Linked DNA regions of Homo sapiens: region 1 is linked to region 2. Evidence: read pairs that join two places in POLR2A ChIA-PET (ENCODE). Cell type or tissue: GM12878. All regions are shown on one strand. Each heading gives the region's core, and the rest is flanking DNA. Links, peaks and the distances in the headings are about the cores only.

The links. Peaks named below come from ENCODE experiments on the same cell type or tissue, not always from the same donor. Only the 100,000 strongest peaks of a DNase experiment are listed, where the experiment ranks them.
Region 1: POLR2A ChIA-PET joins it to region 2 with 7 read pairs; 2 of 35 experiments call an interaction of 5 or more read pairs at or near these places.

The regions. Positions count from the first base shown.
Region 1 is chr2:214,919,310-214,926,751 of GRCh38, forward strand. All of the region lies in intron 2 of SNHG31 (small nucleolar RNA host gene 31), which reads left to right. Among named protein-coding and RNA genes, the nearest start is that of SNORA70I, 76 kb to the left of the region's middle. In GM12878, for the core only: no CTCF peak of the experiment used is centred there; no DNase peak of the experiment used is centred there.
Region 2 is chr2:214,991,985-214,999,426 of GRCh38, forward strand. ABCA12 (ATP binding cassette subfamily A member 12) reads right to left here. Exons shown (of 53, transcript NM_173076.3): 23 at 5,711-5,825. Among named protein-coding and RNA genes, the nearest start is that of ABCA12, 140 kb to the right of the region's middle. In GM12878, for the core only: no CTCF peak of the experiment used is centred there; DNase peaks (open chromatin) are centred at 3,598 and 4,127; H3K4me3 peaks cover 552 bases; H3K27ac peaks cover 2,367 bases.

The sequences.
Region 1 (7,442 bases), core at 2,141-4,640, 73 kb before region 2:
ATCTATAGATTCAACGCAATTCCTATCAAAATCCCAATGACATTTTTTTGCAGAAATAAAAAACGCCAACCTAAAATTCATACAGACTCTCAAGGGGTCCCAAATAGCCAAAACAGCCTTGAAAAAGACAAACCAAACTGGAGGATTCACACTTCCTGGTTTCAAAACTTACTACAAAGCGACAGTAATCAAACAATGTGGAACTGGCATAAAGACAGGTATACAGACCCATGGAACAGAATAGGGAACCTAGAAGTAAACCCTCACATATATGATCAAATGATTTTTGACTAGGGTGCCAAGTCCATTCAGTGGGGAAAGAATAGTCTTTTCAACAAATGGTGTTGGAAAAACTAGATATCCATATGCAAATGAAAGAAGTTGGAATACAAAATTAGTTCAAAATGAATCAGGAACCTAAATGTCAGTCCTAAAACTATAAAGTCCTTAGGAAAAAAAACATTGAGTAAAAGCTTCATAGCATTGAATTTGGCAATGACATTAAAGGCATAGAAAACAAAAGGAAAAACAGACAAATTTGAACTTCATGGACATTTTTAAAAATCATGCATCAAAAGGCACTATCAACAGAGTAAAAAGGCAACTGACACAATAGTGAAAATATTTGTAAATAATATATTTTATAAGGGATTAGTATCCAGACTGTATAGAGATCTTCTACAGCTCAATGACAAACAACCCAATTCAAAAATGAGCAAAAGACTTGAATAAACATTTCTCCAAAGAAGATATAAAAATAGCTAATAAAAACATGAACAGGGCTGGGCGCGGTGGCTCATGCCTGTAACCCTAGCACTTTGGGAGGCCGAGGCAGGCAGATCACGAGGTCAGGAGATCGAGACCATCCAGACTAACACGATGAAACCCTGTCTCTACTAAAAATACAAAAAGTTAGCCTGGCGTGGTGGTGGGCACCTGTAGTCCCAGCTACTCAGGAGGCTGAGGCAGGAGAATGGCGTGAACCTGGGAGGCGGAGCTTGAGATAAGCAAAGATCGTGCCACTGCACTCCAGCTTGGGCGACAAAGTGAGACTCCATCTCAAAAACCAAAACCAAAACCAAAAACAAACAAACAAAAATCATGAAAAGATGCTCAACATCACTAATCATTAAGGAAATGCAAATCAAAGTTGCAATGAGATACCACCTTACACCCATTAGGATGGCTACTACCAAAAAAACCAGAATATAATAATTGTAATAATTGTTGGTAAAGATGTGGAGTAAATAGAACCCTAGTGCAGGGTTGATGGGAATGAAAAATGCTATTGTTGTGTGTGGAAACAGTATTATAAATTAAAAATATAATTATGTGATAATTCATATGATTCAGCAATTCCGTTTCTGGGTATATACTACAAAGAATTGAAAGAAGGGTCTTGAAGAAATATTTGTACATCCATGTTCATTATTAACAACAGCCAAGAGGTAGAAGCAACTCGGGTATTCGTTGACCAATGAACAGATAAGCAAAATGTAGTATATACATACAATGGAATACTATTTAGCCTTAAAGAGGAAGGAAATTCTGACATATACCACAACGTGGATTAACTTTGAGGATATTATGCTTAGTGAAATAAGCCAGCCACAGAAAGACAAATACTATATGATTCCACTTATATTAAGTAGCTGGAGTAGTCAAAATCATAAAGAAAGAAAGTATAATGGTGATTGTTGAGTTGGAGAGGGGAGAAAGGAGATTATTGTTGAATGAGTATAGTTTCAGTTTTACAGGATGAAAATAGTTGTAGAGACAGATGGTGATGGTTGTACAGCATTATAAATGTATTTAATACCAGTTAATTGTACACTTAAAAATGATTAAGATCATAAATCTTAGGTGTATTTTACCACAGTGAAATAATTAGCAGAAAGTCAACCAAAGAGTTAGTGCCTTAAACAGAGAGGAATAAAAATTATCTCGAAGATTGGGGTGGACAGGATTATTAATTACACACTTAAGCAAATACTGACTAGAATCTTTTGGAAAGGGTACTTTGAGGGAAAAATATTATCAAAGAAAAAAATGGAAGTTAAGGCTGCATAGGCAGTTAGATTTGAATCTACCTATGAGTTTTAGCTATCTATTGCTGCGTAATACTATTGCCACAGATTTGGTGGCTTCATACAACACATGTTTATTATCTACCATTTCTATGGGTCAGGAGTCTGGGTGCATCTTAGCAGAGTTCTCTGTAAGGCTGTAATTAAGGTATTGTCTAGGGCTGAGTTCTTATCTGCATACCAGACTGGGGAAGAACCTGTTGCTAAGCTCAGATGGTTGTTGGCAGCATTTACTTGCTGGTTGTGAGACTAAGGGTCTCAGTTTCTTGCTGGCTCTCAGCTGGAGGCCATCTTTAGTTTCTTGCCACTTGTTGGCCAGAGGCTGCCTGCCATTCCTTGCCAAGGAGGCCTTTCAACATGGCCTCTTACTTCATTAAAGCCAGGAAGGGAGAGAGGCTATTAGCAAGACAGATGGTACAATCTTTTGTGACATAATCACTTTTGTTATATTCTGTTTGTCTGAAGCAAGTCACAGGTTCTCTCATAGTCAAGGAGAGAGAATTTTTCACTAAAAAACATCTGTACCAGGAGGTAGGAATAATTGGGGGCCATTGTAGAGTGTCCGTTACATTTTAACCACCTATTTCCTCTCCTTAGTACATTCACAAAAGAATAATTGAAAAAAAAAACCCTCAATTTTCTCAAATCTCTGTGCTCAATAAATGATATGCTTTACATATGTAAGTTATGTTAGAGATTCAGTATTCGTGGAGGGATCTCAAAATGCTAGATAGGTTACACTGGTCAAGTAAGGATGTAAGCTGTCTCTTTAATAAAGATAAATTATTTGATAAGATAATTTATAGTTTAATTTCATTATCAAGGAACAGTTTTAGGAAGACCTTTATAACAGAGGAGTACTTTTGAAGCTCTACCTAGGAAGAGATCAGATATGTTCCTTTTTCTTTTTTTTCACATACATACTTTTATAATCTTCATTTAGATTTAGTTCTGCAGACAAATAGATGTTTAATGCTCAAAACTAGTCTTTATGTCAATGTTACTCCCATCATTTTGTTGTCTGAAAATTGTTTTTTGGTAGGTTCCTCAGGAAAGGGTTTTGAATTTTCCCGAATTCTCATATCTTCAAAATAATCTGCTTAAAACCTTTATAATTCAGTTTCATTTTAATTAGATACAAAGTCTTTTGTTTATGTTTTCTCTCCTGATATAAATCATTACTGTCAAATAATATTATGACTACTTAATTTTCTTTCTCTAAAATGGGTCTTGGTTCTTTTTTCTGGCTATCCAAAGGGTTTTTCCTTTACATTTCAATAATTTTACAAGAATATTCATCTCAGTGAAGTCCACCCAGATACACAATGTATCATTTCAATATTTAGCTTTGATGTTTATTTTTTAAGGTAAGTTTTTTTTCAGTCATAGTTTTTAACATGTGCTCTCTTACATTGACTGGTTTTCAAAAACAAAAAGGAACTTCTGTTATATAATGTTTGATTTTCCTGTGTATCTTTTAAATCTATTATTGTCTGTCAAGTCCTATCAGATAAGTTTTTCAATTAATAACTTTATTTTTTATTTTTATGGGTTCATAGATGTACATATTTATGGGTACATGAGATATTTTGATACAGGCATACGATGTGTAGTAATCACATCAGGGTGAATGGGGTATCCATCACCTCAGACATTTATCCTTTCTTTGTGTTACACACAAATTCTGTTATACTCTTTTACTTCTTTTAAAATGTCTGATAAATTATTATTGGTTGTAGTCACCCTGTTTTGCTATCAAATACTAGATCTTACTCATTCTATCTAACTATATTTTTTTACCAATTAACCATCCCCATTTCCCCCCTGCTCCCCCTCCCCCACTATTCCCAGGGGCTGGTAACCATCCTTCTGTTCTCTGTCTTCATGAGTTCAATTATTTTAATTTTTAGCTCCCACAAATAAGAGAAAACATGCAAAATTTATCTTTCTGTGCCTAGTTTATTTTACTTAATGATCTTTAGTTCCATCCTTGCAAGTGACAGGATCTCGTTCTTTTTTTATGGCTGAATATTACTCCACTGTGTATAAGCACAACATTGTCTTGACCCATTCATCTGCTGATTGACACTTAGGTTGCTTCTAAATCTTGGCTATTGTGAAAAGTGCTGCAGTAAACATGAGAGTGTAGATGTTTCTTCAGTAGACTGATCTCCTTTCTTTTGGGTATATACCTAGCAATGAGATTGCTGGATCATATCATACCTCTAGTTTTTGTGTTTTAGAAAGCTCTCCATAGTGGTTGTACTAGTTTACATTTCCACCAACATTGTATGAGTGTTCTCTTTTCTCCACATCCTTGCCAGCATTTGTTATTATCTATCTTTTGAATAAAAGCCATTTTAAGTGGGGTGATATGGTGTCTCATTGTAGTTTTGATGCACATTTCTCTGATGATCAATGATGTTGAGCACTTTTTCATATACCTGTTTACCATTTGTATGTCTTCTTTTAAGAATTCTGTATTCAGACATTTAGTTGTTCAAATAGACATTTTTTTAATCGGATGAGTAGATTTTTTCTTATTGAGTTGTTTGAGTCCCTTATATATTCTGGCTATTAATCCCTTGTCAGATGTATAGTTTGCACATATTTTCTCCTATCCTGTGGGTTGTCTCTTCATTTTTGTTAATTGTTTCCTTTACTGTGCAGAAGCTTTTTAACTTGATGAGATTCCATTTGTCCATTTTTGCTTTGGTTGCCTGTGCTTGTGGGATATTACACAAGAAATCTTGGCCCTGTACAATGTCCTAGAGAGTTTTCCAATGTGTTATTTTAATAGTTTCATAATTTGAGGACTTAGATTTAAGTCTTTAATCCATTTGATTTGATTTTTATCTGTGTTAGGAGATAGGGGTCTAGTTTCATTTTCTGCATGTGGATATCCAGTTTTCCTAGCACCATTTATCAAAGAGATAGTCCTTTCTTCAATGTATGTTCTTTGTACCTTTGTTGAAAGTGAGTTCACTGTAGATGTATGAATTTATTTCTGAGTCCTTTTTTATTGTGTTCCATTGATCTGTGTCTGTTTTTATGCCAATACCATGCTCTTTTGGTTACTATAGCTCTGTAGTATAATTTGAAGTCAGGTAATGTGATTCCTTCTGTTTTGTTCTTTTTGTTCAGAATAGCTTTGGCTCTTCTGGGTCTTTTGTGGGTCCACAGAAATTTAAGGATTGCTTTTTCTATTTCTGTGAAGGATGTCATTGGTATTTTGATAGGGATTGCATTGAATATGTAGATTGCTTTGGATAGTATGAACATTTTAACCATATTGATTCTTCCAATCCACAAATATGGAATATCTTTCCAATTTTTTGTGCCCTCTTCAATTTCCTTCATCAGTGTTTTATAGTTTTCAGTGTAGAGATATTTCACTTCTTTGGTTAAAGTTAATTCCTAGGTATTCTATTTTATTTGTAGCTATTGTAAGTAGAATTATTTTCTTGATTTCCTTTTCATATTGTTTGCCATTGGCATATGGAAATGCTACTGATTTTTGTACATTGATTGTGTACCCTGCTACTTTACTGAATTGTTTATCAGCTCTAACAGTTTTTTTTTTATGGCGTCTTTAGTTTTTTCCAAATACAAGATAAATCATCTGCAAACAAGAATAATTTGACTTCTTTCTGACTTGGATGACTTTTATTTCTTTCTCTTGTCTGATTGCTCTAGCTAGGACTTCCAGTACTATGTTGAATAACAATGGTGACAGTGGGAATCCTTGTTTGTTCCAGAGCTTAGAGAAAAGGTTTTCAGTTTTTCTCTGTTCAGTATGATACTAGCTGTGGTCTGTCCTATATGGCTTTTATTGTGTTGCAGTGTATTCCTTCTATACCCGGTTTTTGAGGGTTTTTTTTTTGTTGTTGTTATCATGAAGGGATGCTGAAGTTTACCAGATGCTTTTCAGCATCAGTAGAAATAATCATATGGTTTTTGTCCTTCATTCTGTTGATATGATGCATCATATTGATTGATTTGCATATGTTAAACCATCCTTGCATCCCCGAGATAAATCCCATTTGGTTATGATGAATGATCTTTTTAATGTGTTGTTGAATTTGGTTTTGTTAAAGCAAACTAAATATGTCCTGAGAAGGACTCCATACTTCTATATTTGAGTCCTTGTGGATAAACTGCAACCTAACTTAATAGGTAGACAAGATTGAAAACCTAACTTAGGAGTATGCTCCTGTAACAATCACTGAGTCTTGGCCAGTCCTAGCAGCCATACTTCAACCACTCATACACTGCTGAGTGTTCAAACTGTGTTCAAATAAGGCAAACATGGAGCTGTAACCAATCCAGCTGTTTCTGTACCTCACTACCAGTTTCTGTGCATCACTACTTTTTTTGCCTATACATTTTTTCTGACCATGAGGCATCCCTGGAGTCTCTCTAAATCTGCTGTGATCCTGGGGGCTGCCCAATTCGCGAATCGTTCATTGCTTAATTAAACTCCTTTATATTTAATTTGGCTGAAGTTTTTCTTTTAGCAGTTTGCCAGTATTTTGTTGAGGATTTTTGCATCATTTTTAATTAAGGATATTGGCCTGTAGTTTTCTTTTTTTTAAATGTATCTTAGATAAATTTTTAAAACAGATTAGTGTGAAAAGAAAATCTTCTAGCTTAGTTAGTGTGTGCTTATGCATTTTACCAAAGAATATGACGGAAAGTTTCAGGATTTTTCTGGAGTTATATCTGGTTTGCCTTTAGTAGAACTTTCCATTTATTTCATTCTTAAATGATATATGCATTGGTTGGAGCATCTTGCCTACAATTTTTTAGCTCAAAATATTTCATGAATATCTTCTTTAATGACTGGACTGCTTTAAATAAAAGAAAGTTAAACTTCTCTGGTAATACTAAATATTTCTTTTGGGCTGATTAGTGAAGCTTTTGTCTTTGAGAAGAATTCAGTTTGCAATTCTGTTGAGTTGCTAAGAGCATTAACTTAAGTGAAGGGTTTTCCTCTTCCACTAGAAACTTTCAGTGGGTCCCATGAAATAAGAACTAAAAATCTGTTTTGAGGTGTTGAAAGAGCCATCTTGGCCATAACCTGTTTAGGGCATAGACCATTTCACATTGTGGGCTTCCTTACACTGGAAATTATAGCTCCCATTTGAATGCAATAATAAAGCATAAAAATGAAAATAAACTGAGGAAAGAAATCAAATAAACAGAATAGCAAAATTATCTGCTATATTGAAAACAACAACAAAATCTCAGTAAGTACAAACCACAACTCTTTTGAGTTAAAATAAATGGAAATTATTAGTAAATCTTTGTATATCTAATGACATTGTTGGTTTTCTCTGCGAGATAGTTCAGTGG
Region 2 (7,442 bases), core at 2,900-5,399:
ACAAACCTACACGCTGTGCACATGTATCCCATAACTTAAAGTATAATAAAATAATACAAATAAAAATAAAAAGATTTAAAGTCCCCTGGACCTTGGTTTGGTTGAATTTTGTGACATGTACTTTGGGGAAACCTGGATATCCTGGTTTCTAATTTTAACAATTCATGATTAATGAGGGCCGATCACGGTGGCTCACGCCTGTAATCCCAGCACTTTGGGAGGCCAAGACGGGCAGATCACGAGGTCAGGAGACAGAGACCATCCTGGCTAACACAATGAAACCCCGTTTCTACTTAAAATACAGAAAAATTAGCCAGGAGTGGTGGCGGGCCCCCGTAGCCCCAGCTACTCAGGAGGCTGAGGCAGGAGAATGGCGTGAACCTGGGAGGCGGAGCTTGCAGTGAGCCGAGATCACACCACTGCACTCCAGCCTGGGCGACAGAGCAAGACTCTGTCTCAAAAAGAAAAAAAAAAAATGAAAAAAAAAAAAAAACAATTCATGATTAATGTTAAGCCTATCAACCTAGTATCCCCCCCCTTTTTTTTTTTTTTTTTTTTAGGAAAAAAAAAAGAACAGAGGAAATCTCCACTAACTGGCCGGGCACAGTGACTCACACCTGTAATCCCAGCTGTTTGGGAGTCTGAGGCAAGCGGATCACCTGAGGTCAGGAGTTCCACACCAGCCAGGCCAACATGGCAAAACCCCATCTCTACTAAAAATACAAAAATTAGCCGGGCATGGTGGTGGTGCCTGTAATCTCAGCTACTCAGGAGGCTGAGACAGGAGAATAGCCTGAACCCAGGAGGTGGAGGTTGCAGTGAGCCGAGATCATGCCACTGCACTGCAGGTCCAGCCTGAGAGACAAGAGTGAAATTCTGTCTCAAAATAAATAAATAAATAAATAAATAAATCTCCACTAACAGCTTTATAACCCAATTTTTTCTTTTTTCAAAATCAAGGATAGTCAATGCCCCACCCCCTTAAACCTAAGTTTTCCAGGAAAAAAAAATTATAGCAAATGCATCGGATCTTTTGCTCTACGAGCAAAATAGTGAATTTTACTTTCTGCTTTGGTAACATCACATTTCGATAACTCTGCTGCTCCAGTTGTTACCAGGGAAACAGCTACCTGGCTGCCAACAGCCTAAGCTGTGGGCTTTAAACTAATCACCACTGAGAAAGACCCTGTGACTTTCCCTCTTAACTTTGCCCTCTTTCTCACCTTCTTCTCTCCCTAATGTTTTTCTCCTCCAAGGCCCTGTCACCATTTGTAGTAAAGACTCAACCTATGCTTCCGTGGGAATGGAAAATATGGGTCAAAGTAGCATGAAGCAAAGGTCACTATGGAAAGTTTCCCCAATTGCTACACATGCTATCATTGAAAACAAAACTACAGTTTGGTGTGAAAAAGACCTCAGATATCTTATTCCAGCAATTCTTTGCGTGTACCCTACCCCATTTGAAAAAATTACTGTGTCATGTTTGGCGACTATTTCAGAGATATTCACCTGTTCCAATATGATATGTTAGTCCTTTTTATTTCCCTTTCCTACTATTTGTATTTTCAGATTTTTATGCCTATTTGAATATAATTAAGTGGGGAGTTATGGAACCTATATTACTACTTCCCAAGCTGATATTTACCACAGTTTTATGTAGCCTATACAAACATATTTCGTCCCAGTGGTAATGTATGTAAGTAGGAGACAATGTCAATATATTTCCCAAGGTGGTTTATAAAATATCTAGACCATATCAAGGCCACAAAATAAAGCTGATGTCATGTGTATAAACGTGTTTTTCTTCCCTGACAATTGATAGCTTTCTAGAAATCACTTATATATTGAGAATGTTCTTCATTCATAGGCTTGTTAAAAGATAATTTGGCAGGCTTGAACACCAGGACTAAAGGTGTTTAATCACTGTAATTTTGAAATTTTTGATACTCAAGATCAGATTCCAGTCCCAGGAATTTGCAAAAGTTAGAGACTCATCATTTTGCTTTTTCCTGAAACAGGGTGAGTTAGGTGCTTCCAAAAGCATTCACTATTTAACATTCTAGCATGAAACTTCAGTGTTAAACTTCAGGATTTTATGCCACGAGGAAAACAGCTGCTATTCATAAAGAGAAAGACCAGTGAGAGCATATAAGTCATCCATAAATTATCCAGATTCACTGCCAACTTTGTTGTAATAAACAAGACCAAATTTGCTGATGGAAGGGGGCCCACCGAGAGCGGCTAGATGTGCTTTCTTGGATGCCATTAGTTCCTCCTCAAAGTGACAGATGTCAGGTGCCAGCTTTGTAATCAGAGAGTCACTTTTATCAAGCCTCCCAAACCTGCCAGAGCAATTCATCAATATCTGATAACCTGTTGCTCAAAGAAAACCCCGCTGCCTAGTAGCCAAAGTCTGCCCAGTTTATAGCAGAGAATAAGAAAGAGATTCTAGAAGAGTTTGGATAAATGTGTTGCCACATTCATGAGAAGCTTATGCACAGGGGTTGACGTAAATACTGCCAAGAAAAGAAATCAGAAATACTCATATATTTACTTGAGAGCAATGTCTTCATTCAATTCTGCAAGAATGTCAAGTACTAACTCATAAGGAATAATAACATTTTCTACCTCAATTTCTATAATTCTATTGACAATAGACATTTATATTATTGTTTTTTTTAGTATGATATAAAGGATGTTGTGATCATTACTGGAAACATTTCAAATTCCCACTGGTGGGGTGGATTAATGTATGTCAGGAAAGCACAAAAAAATTGTTTAATGTGAAGTACTAGGAGACTAAAAAAATCTTTGTTTAATTCTTGGTAACACCTCTGCGGCCCACATATATTTTAGGCTACCTGTCTGAACTGAGAGAATGACTCCAAAATTCTGTCTCCAACAAAATATAAGCACTGAAAGTCCCATACATGACTTACATTAGATCAAACAGATGAATCGAACTCATAAACCATGAAAATAATGAGAAAAAATATACTCTTCTGTATATGTTATAAAATCAGATTTTTATAGCTTCAGTATTTTAATTTTTAAAAGCAAAGTGCAGAACAAAACCCAATCGAAAGGCATTTTTTAAGTACTTTTTTTATACTATGGGCTTACTTTAATAAACTTATTAGATTTGTGCTAATTTATTTAACAAGGGAAAGGGATTCATGGAATCATACCATAACAAAGTCAAAGATAAGTGGCTTCATTGAGATAGCAATTAACTTGGTTTTCTTGCCAGGACTGAGAATAATTACAGAACGAAAAGGGGAGAATATTGATTTTACTTACCTTTTTGGTTTAATTTGAATGAGAAAGAAGTAGGACTTGGGCAGCTTTAGACTTTATCAGAATATGAAAAGATAGTATTAAAAAGTGACTTTGAGTTTCTGGTAACTTAAGAGATTATCTATCATCATCTGCAAATGTCCTTAGAAGTCTGTGTTACTAAAGTAAGATTCTAAGGGTAAAGGTAGCTATGATCTGGAAGAGGATTGGTTGGAAGTCAAAATACTTCCGTTCTACTGCCAGATCTACCATTAACTAGCTCCAAGGTCTTCAGCAAGTCACTTCTCACTTTCTGAGCTGAACCTTACATCTTTAAAAAGGAGGAGTTTAGATGAGAACTGTGGGCAGTGGAGCGAGGCTGAGCAGGAGGCACTAGGGACATCCCACTCCTTCCACGCTCACCTCCATCAATTCATTTCATAAACACACTGTATTTCTTTGAATTTAGAACACATTGAGGATGTGCCACTATTTTACATGCCACCAAGAAAGAAAGATTACTGCCAAATAAATCGTGACACCCTATCAAATGTATCCCAATTTCCAAGGCTTTAAAAAGGGGGGAAAATCAATGTCTTAGAATTGATAAAATATGAATAATTGAGCTCCTCTGTTCTGGCAGAGAGAGAGAGAGCTACATTCTGGAAATAAATGTTGAATGAAGTCTAGATGATCAGACTCAAAGGGTTTAAGAGACTGAGCCCGAGTGTATATGGCTGGTAGAATTGGAATACAAAACCTGATATTCTGATTACAAGTTCAGTGATCTTCCACCATGTGACTTTGACCCCAAGACAAAGGTGGTTAAATTTCAAAGGTAGACGCAGGCCAAATGGAGACACAGAGCTACCAAACAGAAACTGGTTCATAGCTAAAAACAAGTCTTTTGCATTTTCAGTTGAGAAATGACTTTTCGTTATGCTTTGATAATTTTTGGTGACATACATAGATGCATTCAGAGAGCATCATCTTCAAACATGAAATAATACAATGTGTGTGTATTATATACACACAGTTTTATTATATGCATATACATTTGTATATATACTGTATGCATACATGCTTCTATTTACTGTTTCTATCACAAGTAATATTTTAAAGGTAGGTATTAATTTTGAAGTAGAAATGGACTCTGTTTCTGTCACAGTTTCTATCTCAAAGATTTTCTTTACTCTGTGATGATTTGCTTCTGAATACTGGGAACCTGAAAGATAACTAGAAGGGAGGGGCTTGCAATCATAATTACGGTTGAAGGCATGGATTCAAGTTTCTAAATTGGAATTAGAAAACCATTGCATACAGTCCTGAAAACAACAGGACTCAAACTAGTTGATGAGAAGTTTACCAAATTATAACTGAAATATAAAAATGCAGCTGTGTGGATCAACCAAAATTCAAACAGAAGAGGTAAAAAATATAAGTTCAAATACGGGGACAACCCTGAAAGCCTGATGCTGAACTAACAGAAATATGTAGCAGCAACTTGTATCTTATAGGGAGAAATGATCAATTGTCTAAAAGCATTGGCAAGGTAAGTCTGAAAAGGACAAGTGGATGGACGGGTTCCTCTAACCTCATTATTTCAGAATTCAGCCAGGCCTTGCAATAATTATTGTGCCCCAGTTTTGAAATGTTTCACCTTTGTTTCCACTCCATGAGTGAGTATAAGAAGGGACTCATTATGGGATAAGTAGATAAAATAATTTCTACTCAAATACAATCTAAAAATCACATAATGCTTTATCATAAATTCTAAAAAGAAGTAAGATATTTTGGATTTGGGGTTAATGATGAAGAACGTGCCCAGAAAGAGGTCATGCATCACACTCCTGGTTCTGTCTTCCATTGTGATATGGTTACTAACCCAATCAGTAGCATAACATGAAATTCTTAGTTTCTATAAGTCAGGAGTCAGTGGGAAATGGAGAAGGTAATTGAAGGAGACAAGGTATACTGGAAAGAGAATTTTCTTTGTGAGAGCCGAAATATGCCATATGTCTATGTCTATGTTTATAGCTCTATCTATATCTACATTTGGGTTATTTTAGTTACCATGCCAACAATCTCTCTGCCTGAACAGTTGTTATTGTTGTTATTTAAACTTCCTCTGTTAGATCCTAAGTCCTATAGGTAATTTCTTGGGCAAAAAATTACTCCAGGAATTATCATTGTACTCATATTTTATTCAGATGTTGTTTTTCAAAAGCACTTATTAAGTGACTTTTATGTCACTTTTTGAGAAAATAAAATATTGCCTTATCAGCTGCTTTTGTGATTTGTAAAAGGTTTTTCTTTCTGTTTAATTCACAAGGGATAAGTTAGGCTTTCTGAAGTTTATAAAGGCATGATGAAAATCATAGTAATTGTTCTATGAACAGGACTTATTCATAACAAGAAGTGATTTTCAACATACCTCATGAAGCCGGAGGTCTTTCTCATAGACAAGCTTTTTTACAAAGGCAGCTATAAATACAACCCAGGCAACCATAAGCACAATTGGAAGAGAATAAGAGACACTGGTTAGGAAGCTGTAAAACAAACAAAAAAAGAAAAATTCAGCGACCAAAATGAACACCATACTTGCAGAGATTATAATATATAAAGAACTCACTCTCTCTTACATTGAACTTATGATCGTGTTTTGAAATTGAAAATAATCGGTATTACCCCATTATTTACGAAGCATGAAGCTGATTTAACCATAGGTCTGTGATTTTTTTAGTGTAATGTTTCAAGAGTAAGAAAAAAAAAAGCTCTGGATTATTACATAAAATTGCCATATTGTTTAAATTGTGTTTGAGTATGTGTCTGGGAAAATAATTACTATATAGATATAATTGCAAGGCTCAAAACCTTTATGTCTAAACTAAATTCTTATCTAAAAGGCAGATTTAAAATGAGACGATGATTGGTTTACCTAACTAAAAGCTATATCTTCCAAAATTACTGTATTTATAGCTACTCTTAGGAAGATCATAGTTATTATGAAACTAAATTTCTAAAAATGAAATAAAATCTAAAGCATTCATTTGTTTTTGTTTGTTTGTTTGTTTTTTAGTAGAGATGGGGTTTCACCATGCTGGCCAGGCTGGTCTCGAATTCCTGGCCTCAAGTGATCCACCTGCCTCGGCCTCCCAAAGTGCTGGGATTACAGGCATGAGTCACTGTGCCTGGCCCAAAGCATTTGATTTAAAATGCAGACAAAGAACTTGGATTCCTCAAAGTAATGCTCTGGAAGATGCTTTATACATGGTATAGAAATGTCTATTTTGATGATGTGCTCAACTAGAGAATCACTGGAAGACATCCTCAAGCCCAGATGTATTCCTCAATGTCCTGCTCATGAAACCTGAAAGTTAAATTGGAGTGGTTCTCAAAGCACCCAAAGAGATTACTAAAACACAAGTTTCTGGGCCCCAGCCTCTGATTTATTATATCTGGGTGGGACCATCTATTTGCTTTTTAAACAACTTCCCAGGTGATACTGATGCTGCTGGTCCAGAGACCACACCTTAGGAGCCATGGTTCTGACAATTGATGCCCTTATTTGAGCTGAGGCAAAAGCAGTAGATGTCGATGAGAGATTCTAAGTTGCTCTGTTTATGTGTTGGGCTCCACTCAAGCTTTCACTTGGAGAAAGGTCCCAAGGCCATTTCCTTTTTTAATCTACAAGACTAAAAAATTACCTCCAAGTACCCCAAGAAAAATGTAAATATTAATGAAGCATGAGATCACTATCATTCAGTATCACTTTAGCATGCAGAAGTGTGTCATTATCAGAGAGATGAGGTGTTTTTTTGGTGAGGGAGCAGTGGGAGTTGAGGCCATATTCCATTTTTTTTGTTGTTGTTTCCTGGGAAACTGTATGGCATGGGGTAGGCATTTACAGACTACTTCTTGAATGAATTTTGTTTTGGTTCAGGTACAGCCTTGAAGTGATTTCTGGATCTAGAACTAGGCAAAGGCCTTCATTCATTAACAACAAATCCCCTGTAATGTTTCTTCCAAGTGATAGTGTATTTTAGATTTGGTCTAGTATAAAGCAGAAATGTTGGTCTTATAAACAGGAGGACTAGTGTAGTACCAGTTATATTATCTTGGGCAAGTTAATTAGCCTTTCTGGATTTCAGTTTTTTCATCTGGAA